Regions from separate parts of the Homo sapiens genome. Here region 2 is linked to region 1. The links are chromatin contacts, found by Hi-C or POLR2A ChIA-PET in ENCODE. All regions are on one chromosome and are shown on one strand. The core of a region is the stretch at or near the end of the contact, and the rest is flanking DNA. Distances in the headings are between cores, read along the strand shown.

Region 1 (6,884 bases), core at 2,327-4,826:
ATTAGCTGGGTGTGGTGGTGTGCTCCTGTAATCCCAGCTACTCAGGAGGCTGAGGCAGGAGAATTGCTTGAACCTGGGAGGCAGAGGTTGCAGTGAACCAAGATCACACCACTGCACCCCAGCCTGGGCAACAGACCAAGGCTCTGTCTCAAAAAATAAAAATAAAAATAAAAAATAACAGAAAACCACACAATTTTTAATAAAGAAAAAGATGCCTCATGCATACATGTTTTTAAAAATTTTGTAGCTGGGTATGGTGGCAAACACATGTCGTTCCAGATACCCTGGAGGCTGAGGTGGGAGGATTGCTTAACCCCATGAGGCCGAGGTTGCAGTGAGCTGAGATCATGCTACTGCACTCCAGCCTGGGCAGCAGAGCAGGATGCTGTCTCCAAAAACAAAAAAAAGAAAAAGAAAAAAGAAAGAAAGAGAAGAGAAACCATAAAGTTGTATTTTTGATATTTATTATATATAAATAATATAAATTATTTATAAAACTGAATACAAATATATTTACACATATTTATTGAGGAGTGAATGAATTAATTAATTCATGGAAACTCTAGACAGGGAGGAGAAGTTGACCAAGCAGCTACCTCTGTCCCCCAGGCTTCTCCTTCCTCTTTGAGTGCTAATATTTAGTGTCCCCTTCACTACCATGCCCAGATTTCCCTGAGTACAGTTTACAATTCTAGCTCAAGTTGAAACAAAAATATCCTTTCTTTTGGATTCCCTTAGCATAGCTAAGCTAGGCAAGAATTTTAGAAATTATTGCTAGCTACTTAGAAAACATTGGGAGAATTGAACAAAGAAATAGCCCCAACATTCAAACAAAGAGAACGACACCTACAATAAGCAATGGTATGTCCACTCACACCAATCAGTGCTGAGTCAACAGAACCATCTATTTACTTAGTGAAAATTCCATCACTGTTTCTTCAGGGCAGCATCGCTGATACTACTCTGCAATGCACACACTCTGATTTTCTGATGTAATTCCCAGAATATTCCACATCCACAAGAAGTTAAGGTTCCTTTGCTTGGCACTCAAAACCTAAACAATCTGTACCAGTTTACCTTTCTGGCCATATTTTCTTCTCCCTTTCCCCAGTACCTTCTTAGATGTTCTCCCCAAACTCTTCACACAGTGTTACTCAAGAGCTAGGACAAATAGGACCCCTCTATGAAAACTGTCCCCTTCCACCCCCACTCCCCAGTGTCCCCATTGAAGCCATAATCTCCAATATGATGGTATTTGGAGGTAGGGCCTTGGGGGTATTAAAAGGTTTAAAACTTAGACACATAAAAAATTTGAAAAATTTATTTGAACAAGTAGCAATTCATGAATTGGGCAGCACCAGACCCCAAGCAGTTCAGGGCTCTACCAAGAGATCACAAGGGGAAACTTTTGTAAGGTGTTTATAGAAGCAAGACAAAGAAAATATTTGATTGATTCAAGTGGAAAATCCCTAGTTAGAGGATAGTTGGCAGTTTCTGATTGACAAAGTTGCTAGTTGGAGGTTAGCTGGTAATCTCTGATTAGTTAAATTTTGTTTTACTATTTACACTAAGTTAGGCTTCAGTTTGCTGATGTAGCAACTCAAGGTGGCAGAGCTGCCTCAGCCTAATGGCCTCCAAAGTAATTATTTTAATGGGGAGGTAATCATGTTTAGATGAGGTATGAGAGTGGGTCTATCATTATGGCACTAGTGGCCTTATAAGAAGAGATACCAGAGAGCTTGTTCTTTTTGTTTCTCTCAGTTATGGGAAGATATAGTGAGAAGGTGGCCATCTGCAAGGCAGGAAGAGAACCCTCACTGGAACTGGACCATGCTGACACGTTGATCTTGAACTTCTAGCCTTCAGCACTGTGAGAAATACAAGAACTGATTAATACATGAGGCTAACTCTGCACGTTTGCTCTAAGCCAGGGTGTAAGTTCGTTGAGGCCCAGGAGGCTGGTACATGGTGCAATACATGCTAGTTGAACTACATTGACTTGACTTGGTTTGGTTTCATTTAGCTTTATGAAGCCTGCCACTTTGCACACTCCTATGGTATTGCTATACTTTTAACCCTTGTGGCAGCTTTTTAAAATTGAATTTACAAGGATGAAGTGATGTATTTAAAAAGTGGAAGAAGAATAAGAACATTTTAAAAGTTTAAGTTCCATGAGAACTACTCCGTATCAAAGTTATGCTCCTCTTGCTTCTGATTTCCAGACAGGAGATAAGTAGAATCTTATTTTAAAATAGGTATTTTTAAATATTCCATTTTTCACCTAATGAAGTGTACCTACCTCCGTACCTACAGACAATTTATCCTGGATGTGAGAAATTGATCCAAACAAGAAGAGCAGATTCCATTTTATGTGCCTTGAGATCCTTGAAGGCTCTTTCTCCTTTTCTTTCAGATAGCTAGGACTGAGGGGTGCATGTCAGACAATGGGAAGCCTTCCAAAACTGCCCGGGGTTTCTTATTGTGAAAAAAATGATTTTTACCATGTCTTTTATTCCCGCATCCTCTTTTAGGAACCCTTGACTGTTTTCCTGGCCAGGGTGATCAGACATCACCTGGAGCTGTGGAGGAAACTGATCAAATATCGAGTTGATCAGATATTGAGGATGGGGGTTTCTTGCACAACTGACTAAGTAGAGCTGTTTGGTAGAACTGGATTTTACAAAGAAGTGCACAGATGGGCCTAGTAGAAGATTTAGAAGCCTGACTGAAGTTTGGCCAAGCAAAGAATCCTTGTCAATTTCCATAACATGCTGCCTTTTGTTATCAGTGAAATTTTATTTTACTTTATTTTGTTTTATATTTTATTTATTTTATTGAGACAGAGTCTCAGGCTGGAGTGCAGTGGCACAATCATGGCTCACTGCAGCCTCGACCTGCAGGCTCAGTCTTTTTTTTTTTTTTTTTTTTGCAGAGGTGGGGTCTCGCTCTCTTGCCCAGGCTGGTCTTGAATTCCCATGCTCAAGTGATCCTCCTTCCTCAGCCTCCAAATGTGCTGGGATTACAGGCATGAGCCACCATGCCCGGCCTGAAACTTAATTTTAGCTGGGCAGGTGCTGCCAAGTGCAATTATGAAGCAGCTTAATGTAGGAGATGGATGTGTGAAGAAAATAAATAGGGAGAGAAAAAGAAGATACAAAATCAGTGCCAATGTCTAGACTTTACAGATGTAATGATTATCTAGTTATGTATCTCATAAGAGCAACCAGGTATATGTGGAGAAAGATCCTGGTTATCTTCCTTAATATCAATGTAATTGATTTGGGATGATGCCAAAGGTTCTAGTTTCCTTTAACAATGCACTCTGGAGCTGCTATCCACAATTACTTGTCCCAAAGGGGTTTTTTTTTTTTTTTACAATATTGATGTTGGCCTCACTTTGCAGATTTTGATTTTCAAGGTCTAAGGCCATGAACCCCCATCTGTCCTTAGGCAGCCAGCTTTGTTCTGTATGCAAAGTTATGACTCACACAGAAAGGCTTCCTGTGGGTGAAAAGGAATGTGTCGCCGATTTCAGTGGAACAGTGAGGACAGAGCTTGATATTGGATGTCAGAAGACCTGCATTTGAATTCCAACTCTGCTTTTTACTGGCTGTAAGAAATAAGTTTTTTGAGCTTCAGCTTTATCATCAACAAAGTGAGCAATATAAAGACTAACTCCAAGGGGTCAGGTGAAGGCTTAAGAAGACAATGTATGTGAACTGCTCATTGTAACTCTATAGTGTTTTAAGAAGCTAAGTTTTTGGAATGTATTATATATTGAAAGTAATGTGGGTTTTGACCTGTATACTTAGGTTACTTAATCTTTTTTAAGCCTAAACATTTTCATGTGCTAAAAATCAGACAGAGAAAGAAAGAGAGACAGAGGCAGAGCTATTACAACCTACTTTTGTAGGTTCTTTTGAGGATTAAGAAGGATAATATATGAAGTGTCTGGCAAAAATCCCAGCAATAAATGGCCTTCCATCTTCCTATAAAATTACAACTCTTTATTAAATTATTAAACCATTAGCTACTTGAATTTTTAAATAAGAAATGGAAGAATTGCCCACACCCAAGTTCTATCAAATCATATCCACATTCATCTTCCACTGTTATCCATCACTGTCATTTCTTCCAGCTCAATACAGTTTCTCTTCTTGAGTCCTTCTTGGCCCATCAAGGACCTGTAACTGTGAAACACCAGGCCCTTAAGCTAGTATCACAAAAAAGCTCTGGATATTTATGGCTGACAGATTTGTATTCTCATGACTACCTGACACTCAAGACTACTACATAGCTAAAGCCTCTTTCTGAAAAGTCCATGAAAAAAGAAACACATTTTTGTTCTAGGCACTTAGGTGAAACAGGCAAAGAAAGAAATTCTAAATTCATCACATATGCATAGCTCCCTCACCACGGGGCTTTTCTATGTATAGATCGTATAACCCATCCTACTTAAGGTGTAGATCAGTTAGTATTGTCACACTCTCCAACCAGTTTCAAGCTCTTGGGAAATAATTCTCTAGTTGGCAATTAGATAAGGTGAAAAGTGAAGGAGCTTTCTAAAGTCATTCAATCTTGGCTCCATTCCCTGAGTAGTTCTGTATGGTCTTGGGCAAGCTACTGAACCCTTCTGGGCCTTAAATGTCTCATCTGTAAGATAGCAACCATACCCACCTTTCAGGATATCAAGAGGACTAGAGAAACCTGGATGGAAATAGGCTGCACGGAGGAGGCAATTTCACAAAACACCTCCTCCATTTTAGAACATCTTTGTCCAGACACTAAAGGTGGAGAGAAGGGTGCATCACTTATGCTTCAGTGGTGATGTGTATGTGACACTCCTGTGATGAGATCAGCCCCTTCATCCAAGCTGGCCCCTTGTGACTGCTCTTCCTCAGGGTCTGGAAGTGTCCACGCAGCCTGGAGGTTTTGTATGGAGTCTCTAGACTCAGACTACCTCACTACCTGTCACCTTGCCATATGAAACACTTAGCATATTGCCTTTCATGCAAACCATTTCATGGGACCTCTCTGCTACATTTCTCCAGATTCTACTTTACCCCCATAAAGTAGGTTCTGCTCTTGGGAAAATCGTTACAAGATAACACCTATTCTCTTTCATCCAGCTCATCACTTACTCTCTTCTGAGGGTGGTGGAGTGTTTTATCTGATGAAATCAGAAAAAGGAATTGTGTGCACTTGGCACAGCCTCTTTTGGATCTGCTCTCTCTCTCTCTCTCTGAGAAAGAATGCTATCTTCAGGTTGCACATACTTTCCACCCAGGTGATCTACCTCTGAGAGGGAGTCACAGTGGTCCAGTTTCGCCTGACACTGGTGGGCACATTCATTCCAGGGGGGCATTTGGTGGAGTCTATAGACAAAGATCAAATTACCTTCTGCAATTCAACCTTGTCAGAAACCAAGCTGATATTTTGATCTTCATGTGCCTGGTGTCTGTTACTCAATTTATTATCAGTTCAAGAAAGGAAGAGCAGTCCTACTCAACTTCCAGTAGAGGGTGATAAATACACATTGACTATTAATTTTATGTTTGGTTTTCCAGAGATTTCCATGCATATGAACATACATTATATTTTGCCTAACATGAAATGAGTGTTCTTTTGTCAAACAAGCTCTGGTACTTGTAAAATAGAGCCATACTAATGGCGTGAATTTAACCAGTTTTGTATCTACCTTTCATCCATTTGTACAGGCACACCTCATTTCATGACGCTTCACTTTATTATTGCAGTTCACAGATTGCATTTTTACAAACCGAAGTTTCATGGAAGCCTTGAGTCAAGTAAGTCTACTGGTGCCATTATTCCAACAGCAAGTGCTCACTTGAGTATCTGTGTCACATTTTGGTGATTCTCACAATATTTCAAACTTTTTCATCATTATTATATCTGTTATCATTATCTCTGATCAGTGATCTTTTATGTTATTGTTACAATTGTTTTGGGATTCCATGAACCGTGTCCATATAAGAGGGCAAACTTAATCGATAAATGTTGTGTGTTCTGCTCCACTGACCAGCCGTTCCCCCATCTCTCTTCCTCTTCTTGGGCCTCCCTACTCCCTGAGACATAAGAATATTAAAATTAGGCCAATTGATAATCCTACAGTGACTTCTAAGAGTTCAAATGAAAGGAAGAGTCTCGCATCTCTCACTTTAAATCAAAAGCTAAGTAGATTAAGACATGACTAAGCCTAGCAAGGAAGGAATGTCAAAAGCTGAGACAGGCTGAAAGCAAGGTCTCTTGTGCCAAATAGTTAGCCAAGTTGTGAATGCACAGTTCTTTGAAAAAGCTCTTGAAGGAAATTAAAACTGCTGCTCCAGTAAACACATAAATGATAAGAAAGCAAAACAGCTTTATTGCTGATATGGAGAAAGTTTCAGTGGTCTGGATGGAAGATCAAATGAGCCACAACATTCTCTTAAGCCAAAGCCTAATCCCGAACAAGGCCCTAACTCTCTTCAATTCTATGAAGGCTGAGAGAGGTAAGAAACTTGCAAAAGAGAAACTTGAAGCTAACAGAGATTGGTTCATGAGGTTTAAGCAAAGAAGCCATTTCTGTAATAAAGTACAAGATGAAGCAGCAAGTGCTGATACAGAAGCTGCAGCAAGTTAGAGAATCTAGCTAAGATTATTGATGGAGGTGGCCACACTAAACAATGGATTTTCAGTGTAGATGAAACAACTTTATACAGGAAGAAGACGCCATCTAGAACTCTTCATAGCTAGACAGGACAAGTCAATGCCTGGCTTCAAAACTTCAAAGGACAGGCTGACTCTCTTGTTAGGGGTGAATGCAGCTGGCGAATTTAAGTTGAAGCCTATGCTCATGGGTCATTCTGAAAATCCTAGGGCCCTAA
Region 2 (6,884 bases), core at 3,101-5,600, 47 kb before region 1:
GGGCCACAACTGCAAAGAGTGTAGCAATGAGCTATTAATACTGGGAAAAGGAAGGGCCACATTGTACTCATTGTCCCTGCTTTTTGATTTGCATCCTCATCTAACCCACCACAAGCCATTTGTAACAAAGCTGATTAAGATCCACGACACAGTGTGGAACATCACCAGGGCTCAGCACCTCAATGACATGTCTTAAGTGTTAAAAGCAATTGACTTTTTCAACTGTCCTAGTACTCTATACGTGTCTCAGATCATTGAAGTAAATGTGGCCACAGATTTGAAATTTGTTTACCTGTCTCAGTCTCTTCCTCAGCTGTAGGCTCTCTGAGAGCAGGAATTGTGTGTAGCTTTTAAATGTCAAGCATTCTTAGGCCTTTGGGAGCAGATGGTCCTTTATCTGACCTATCTGATAGGTCCCTTATCAAGCCTATAAGGCCCCAAGTGATAATTTTACAAAGGCTTTATCCAGACTTGGCTGCTACACAGTGAGGTCTATTTGTCCTACCAGATGTATGCATTTTCCAAGTACCTAGAACTAGTGTTATTTTTTTTCAGCAAGTTATGTATAATATAGATCCAGTGATTCTCAGCCCTCTCACACCCAACATCTTCTTCTTTTTTATAACATTGTATCCCTCACCTTTTACTAGAATGAATAAAGAAATTCATATGTGACAATAGAAAAATGCCCCTACCATTTTCTAAAATTCCCCCTGGCTGAGAGTCTCAGGGGCACAGTCACTGAGATCACAGTGCTGAAAGGGAGGCTTCAGATCAAGACCCGCCTGCACCCTTGGCCTCTGATTGCCTCTGGGCAGATGGTAGATCCCTCTGATGGGGAACAGGGAGGCCCAGGGCAGTGCAGGGTTCCATGGAACCAAGCCCACTATGGGAAAACCAACCTACAGGCAGGTGGGGCAGCCACGACATGTTCAAATATCAATAATGGCTTGGAGTATGGATAGTGTTGTATTCACGGATGTTATCAAGGCAGAGATGAAAAGGGGTACATGTAGAAAAGGCTGACAGAGTTCTTGCTGCCAACCCGACCCAGATACTTCTGCCTGCCTTGAAGTGAAGGCCTCCCACCAAATGCACCATTGCACCTTGCTGACGATGAACAGGTCCTCCCGCTTCACAGCCTTCTCTTGGATCTTCTCTTGGATGGCTTCCCCCACTTCATGTTCATTCTGATAGACATAGGCACAGTCAATGTGCCGATATCCTGCATCAATGGCCACCTTCACTGCTTCTTTCACTTTGCCAAGAGGAGACTGAAAGGCAAAAGAAAAGCTCATCACATATGTGTTTTTTTTAAGAGATGGGGCCCTGCCGTGTTGCCCAGGCTGGCCTCACACTCCCAGGTTCAAGCAACCCTCCCACCTCCCGAGTAGCTGGAATTACACCACTCTCAGCAACCATCATATTCTCTTATCCCCAGGCCACCTTCAACAGGCTGCCCCACAAGGCCCAGTTTCTCCAAACCAAGGCCTCACTGGGGTCTCCTTTGCCAGGGGATCTCTGGGAGGATACACACTTTACAAAACTTTTCAAAAGAAAAGAAGGAAAGTGAATTATTTTATGATTATGTCCTTATGTCCTATCCTAGCTAAAAGTCAGTTCCCTTTTCATCCAGGTTAGTCCTGAAATGTCTTCAGGTGTGTGGGGGTGCAGACCGCTCCACTACAACTTTCTGAAGACCCAGATGAAAGCTTGACTCTAAATAACCCCAAGGGATTTTCAGACAATTTCCCCAAATGGTGATAAGGATCTGGATAATGGTCATTACACCATCAATCTGGATTCGATCACTTACTGGGTGTGTGGGTCTAAGCAGGTGATTCAATCTCTGTAAACCTTGTATGCAAAATGGAAAAAAAAATAGCACCAGCCTCATGAGGCCTTTGTGGTGATGAGATGCTGCAATGAATATTAAGCTTTTTGCACATTACCTGACACACAGTAAGGTTCAGTAGAGGCCATCATTATACAATGATCGTTTCAGAAAAAAAAGAGAAATAGAAAACCTTATAGGAATAGAGTTTGTTTTCCACTCCTGTAAAAAGAAAGAGAGAGGGAGGGGAATGACAGAGAGGGAGAGAAAGAAGGGAAGGAAAGAAAAGAAAAGAAAGAAAAAAAGAAAAGAAGGGAAATAGAATTATCACATTTTGTTCTAACCTAGCCAAGCCAATGATGGGGGCAAAAAAGCACTTAAAACTTGATCTCTCACAAAATGGTCTTTTAAACCTCTTCAATTGTGAGATAACAAACATTGAACAGTACACAAAACAGAGATGCACAGCTACCCTACCACCTGGACAAGAAACGAGCTGCTGCCAGGCACCCAGAAGCAGCCCTGTGCCCCCAACCGCTACGCTACACCCTTCTTCACCTCCACTGCTAAGTTCATAATCCTTTAGTCTATCATCCCCACGTGTTGAAGACAGCTCCCTTCATAATTCTTTCATTCAATTCCAAAATTATGAAACTGTCTGGTAAACTCACCCAGGGTGAGTAGATTCCCTGGAGATCTGGAAGTGATTATTTATTCTGTTTATACAGGATTGAAGGTCTGATTTTGGGCAAATCTTGCTATTCAAGCAAGAGACGCTCTGCATGAATCAAGCTGGAAGTGATCTGTTCCTCCAGATACACCAAGAATGTATCCTGAGGATGACCCAGTGCTGCAGCAGAGGGTCCTAACCTCTAGCTTGGGACAGAAGAGAAGAAAAATCAGGGTGCACAGAAGGAAAGAGAGCCAGAGGCAGAAGTCTCAGCAGGGACATTAGCCATGAGGGACAGGAGAGAAGAGGAACTCCAAAGACTGCTTCTCATCACTAGTTAGGGTAGTGCTATCATGGATGGAAATGGCAAAGAAGGCAGAGGGAGGTGGTGATGGAACAACTTGAAACTTAGCCTAACAGAGGCTCGGGAACCTGCCTCACTGAGTCCTGGATGTGCCTTACCACATTTTGCCAGCTGTCGTTAACACAGCCGGGTGGTGCTCACGACTCCCAGCCCAGGCTCTCTGCAGCCCCAGCATGTTGCAGATTTCAATGTGTACAGGAACCACGTAGGGATCTTGTTAAAGTGCAGATGCCCATTAGGTAGCCTGGGTTGGAGCCTGAGACTCTGCATTTTGTTTCTCTCTGTCTCTCTTTCTTTCTCTCTCTCTCTTTCTCTCTTTCTTGCTTTCTTGGATCTCACTCTGTTGCCCAGACTGGAGTGCAGTGGCACAATCACTGCTCATTGCAGCCTTGACCCCTCAGGCTCAACACTCAATCTCCACCTCAGCCTCCCAAGTGGCTGGGACTACAGGTGCGTGCCACCATGCCCAGAAAATTTATTTATTTTTTGTAGAAATGGATTCTTGCCATGTTGCCCAGGCTGGTCTCCAACTCCTGGGCTCAAGCAACCCTCCCGTCTGGATTTCCCAAAGTGCTGGGATTACAGGGATAAGCCACCACACCTGGCCAGTTTGCATTTCTAGCAAGTTTCCAGGTCATAGGGATGCTGCTAGCCCAAGTCTCACACCGTGATCTGCAAAGGGGTGCCAAGGACTTCGGGCTCTGCATCCTCTCCTCAACCACCCAGCCCACAACAAACCCACAGCCAAGACTTGGGGGAAACGTTGAGCCCAATTAAGTGTCCTAGAACCAGAGAGAGAAACTGCCCTGGAAAACAGTTTTAAGTCCAACAGCTGCTTGAAATTTGATACTTGCTAGAGAAGCTCTCATCACTGCTGGGAAAGCCAGCCTTGGAGCTTTGCAGCCTGAATCAGCTCTGAGAAAAGAAAGCAACCTAAGTCCTGGCTCCAGGGCTGAATCTTACCTCTCCAACCCCTGCCCGACCTCCAGGCTTTCCTGGCTGAATGCAGAAAGAGAAAACACCCAAACGCCCCTCCAGAGAAGAAGGGTGTGCAAAGATTTGCATATTTACCTTCCAAGTGCCCAGGCCCACAATGGGCATCTTGGCTTTGGTACTGAGCTCCACAAACGTGGCCATGGTTGGTGCAGAAATGATTCTGAGTGAGCAGGTAGAAGTCTCACGTCCTGCTCTCTGTTGCTGTTTTTGAGACAGTCTTGCACTGTTGCCAAGGCTAGAGTGCAGTGGTGCGATCTCAGCTCACTACAACCTCTGTCTCCTGGGTTCAAGCAATTCTCCTGCCTCAGCCTCCCGAGTAGCTGGGATTACAGGCGCCCACCGTGACTCCCAGCTAATTTTTATATTGTTAGTAGAGACAGGCTGGTCTCAAACTCCTGAGCTCAGGTGATCCGCCCACCTCGGCCTTCCAAAGTGCTGGGATTACAGGTGTGAGCTACTGTGCCCGGCCACAGGCTGCTTAAGAAGGCTGCTGCTATCTACAGTGGGAGGAGTTGGAGCCTGGCCACAGTAGCTTCCCTGCCATAACCAAACAGGAAATCCATTCCAGGCTTTTGTGAGATTGAGGATTCTGTGAATGAATTATTAAACATGGCAACCTTGTGCAAAGTTCTCTCTTAGGTGACAGTATCATTGGAGTTTCTGCTTGTTCAGGATGAGTCAACAAATTCAACACAGCCAAAAGTTGGAAGGTAGGGAGGGAGACAGCAAGGAAGAAAAGAAGAGTTGGAGGAGGGAGGGAAAGAAGTCTGGCCAACATAGTGAAACCCTGCCTCTACTAAAAATACAAAAATTAGCCGGGCGTGGGGGCACGTATCTGCAATCCCAGCTACTTGGGAGGCTGAGAAAGGAGAATCACTTGAACCTGGGAGGCGGAGGTTGCAATGAGCCTAGATCATGCCACTGCACTCCAGCCTGGGCGACAGACAGTGAGACCCTGTCTCAAAAAAAAGAAAGAAAGAAGGGAAGGCAGGAAGGAAGAAAGGAAAGAAGGAAGGAAGGAAGGAAGGAAGGAAGGAGGGAGGGAGGGAGGGAGGGAGGAAGGAAAGAAAGAAGGAAGGAGAGAAAGAAAGCAAAGCAAAGAAGGAAGAAAAAACAAGGGCTTGCTTTCCCTGTGATGGTTTCCTCTGTGAAATAGAGTCTAGGGAGGAGAGGTGAGAAGCAGCGTTTCAATTTTAAAAGTTGCAATTGCAGGTTCAGTGCAGAGATGGTCAAATCCCGACCTGATTGGAGTCAGCTGTAACTAGTTGGTAGTCAGCAATCTAGGGAACATGATATAGGCCTGTGCCATGCTGTGACACGCCATGACAGGCCAGGGCCACGTCACAGCATCTGTTTCAGCCTGCCGGTAGTGGGTTTTTCTGTCTTTTACATGTTCTTGTTGATGAGTTGGCTTTGGTTGAATCTTGAAATGGAATTGAATCTCTAGGCTGTGGCTTATGACAGCTCATAGAAGGCAATTGGCATGATATTTTGCAACTATGAGTGAAAAATCTTATACTTCATTGATGTTTGTTAAATTATCTACTTCAACATTAATAATAATGCATGGGCCGGGCATGGTGTCTCACACCTGTAATCCCAGCACTTTGGGAGGCCGAGGCAGGTAGATCACTTGAGCTTAGGGGTTTGAGACCAGCCTGGCCAACATGGTGAAACCCTGTCTCTGCTAAAAATCCAAAAATTAGCGAGGCATGATGGCACGTACCTATAGTCCCCGCTGCTTGGGAGGCCTGAGAATCCCTTGAACCTGGGAGGTGGAGAATGCAGTGAGCCAAGATGGTGCCACTGCACTATAGCCTGGGCGACAGAGACAGACTCTGTCCCAAAAATAAATAATTAAATACATGCATTCCTCATAATCTGGTGGCCACAAAGTCTCCTGGATATGCACTTGCGGCACTTTATTTTCCCAGTGTATACTGGATGACATGCAGTGCTAGTATTGTTGAAATAGTAAATCCTTAGTGACTGTCAACCTAAATAACAGAGAGAGGGTCCCTACAAGAAAAATATTTCTCTGGGAATAGAGCACTGCAATGGGAATATGCATGCCACAGTAAACTATGTGTATATTTGGGGAAATAAAGGAAGACAAAACTTTTCAAGGAAAAAATGAGGATTATCTAATTGCTTTGAAATAATTAGCCTTGGCTCCAAAGATCAATCATGAAAGTGGTGTTAGTCTGAGGTTGGACACGCAGTTGTTCAGAGGTCCTTGCAGAGTATGTTTTGTGTTCAGTTGCAATGGCCTTTGCTCAAGGTTGTGGTTTTCACCGTCTTTCATGGTACTTTTGGTTTTCAGGTGTACAACCATTAGAACCCTCTTTTCATGGTCTTCCCAGCTGTATTTGTCAGAGTCTTCTGTTTGTTTTTTAACATTAGTGACTCCATTTTGATTCTGACCATTTTCATGTGATGCACAGAATAAAGAAATGTGTATTGTTCATAATAACATTCCTTCCAGAACCACTTAGCTATGAATCAGTGAGAAGGGATATCTTTTTTAGATAATTGAGATTAAGAAGGTATATTGATTAGCTGTTTTCGTGTAACAAACAAACTGGTTATTACAGCAACCATTTATTTGCTTGTGATTTTGTGGGTTGGCAATTTGGGCAGGAATCAGCTGATAAGCCGGTCTCAGAACCACGTGGTGTCTGTCAGCTGGGTTTTCTCACCTCTGTGGGCTTCACTGGGGTGGACTGGGATGTCAGGGAAGGCAGGGACCCTTTTTATGTGTTTTTCATTTTCCATGAGGCTAACTTGGGCTTGTTCATAGGTAGCAGCATTGTAGGAGGCCTACCCTTGGAATGTGTGCAGTGTCACTTCTGTCACCTTCTATTGATCAAAGCAAGTCTCAAGGCCAGGACGGGGCCAAGGAGTAGGGAAATAGATTTCACCTCTTGAGGGGATTTGTTACACAGAATTATGGCTATTCTTAATCAACCCCAGAAGTTTTCATAAGAGTTTTGATTAGCTACTTTCTAGCTTCATGAATT

What was found. A loop is a pair of places that touch in the nucleus more often than their neighbours do. ChIA-PET counts read pairs that join two places held with the same protein, here RNA polymerase II (POLR2A). Pooled maps may share reads with other maps.
Region 2: a map of PC-9 shows a loop between it and region 1 (10-fold over the local background). The contact joins the promoter of AKR1B10 here to the enhancer-like site in region 1. A Hi-C loop is called at or near these places in 6 of 168 maps with a recorded cell type or tissue (Calu3, MCF 10A, PC-3 and 3 more) and 5 of 50 pooled maps. POLR2A ChIA-PET finds 5 or more read pairs at or near these places in 3 of 52 experiments (PC-9, Panc1 and activated CD4-positive, alpha-beta T cell).

What each region holds. Positions count from the first base shown.
Region 1 is chr7:134,477,548-134,484,431 of GRCh38, reverse strand. No RefSeq gene overlaps it. Among named protein-coding and RNA genes, the nearest start is that of AKR1B1, 22 kb to the right of the region's middle. RefSeq lists a silencer at 4,521-4,815. Within about 2 kb of position 3,576, at least 3 of the 41 ENCODE cell types and tissues checked have a DNase peak (open chromatin) inside an H3K27ac peak, as active enhancers do; they include PC-9, Panc1 and endothelial cell of umbilical vein, where a contact is called at or near this core.
Region 2 is chr7:134,525,033-134,531,916 of GRCh38, reverse strand. AKR1B10 (aldo-keto reductase family 1 member B10) reads right to left here and starts at 4,350. Exons shown (of 10, transcript NM_020299.5): 1 at 3,940-4,350; 2 at 1,107-1,274; 3 at 1-9. The coding sequence starts at 4,005.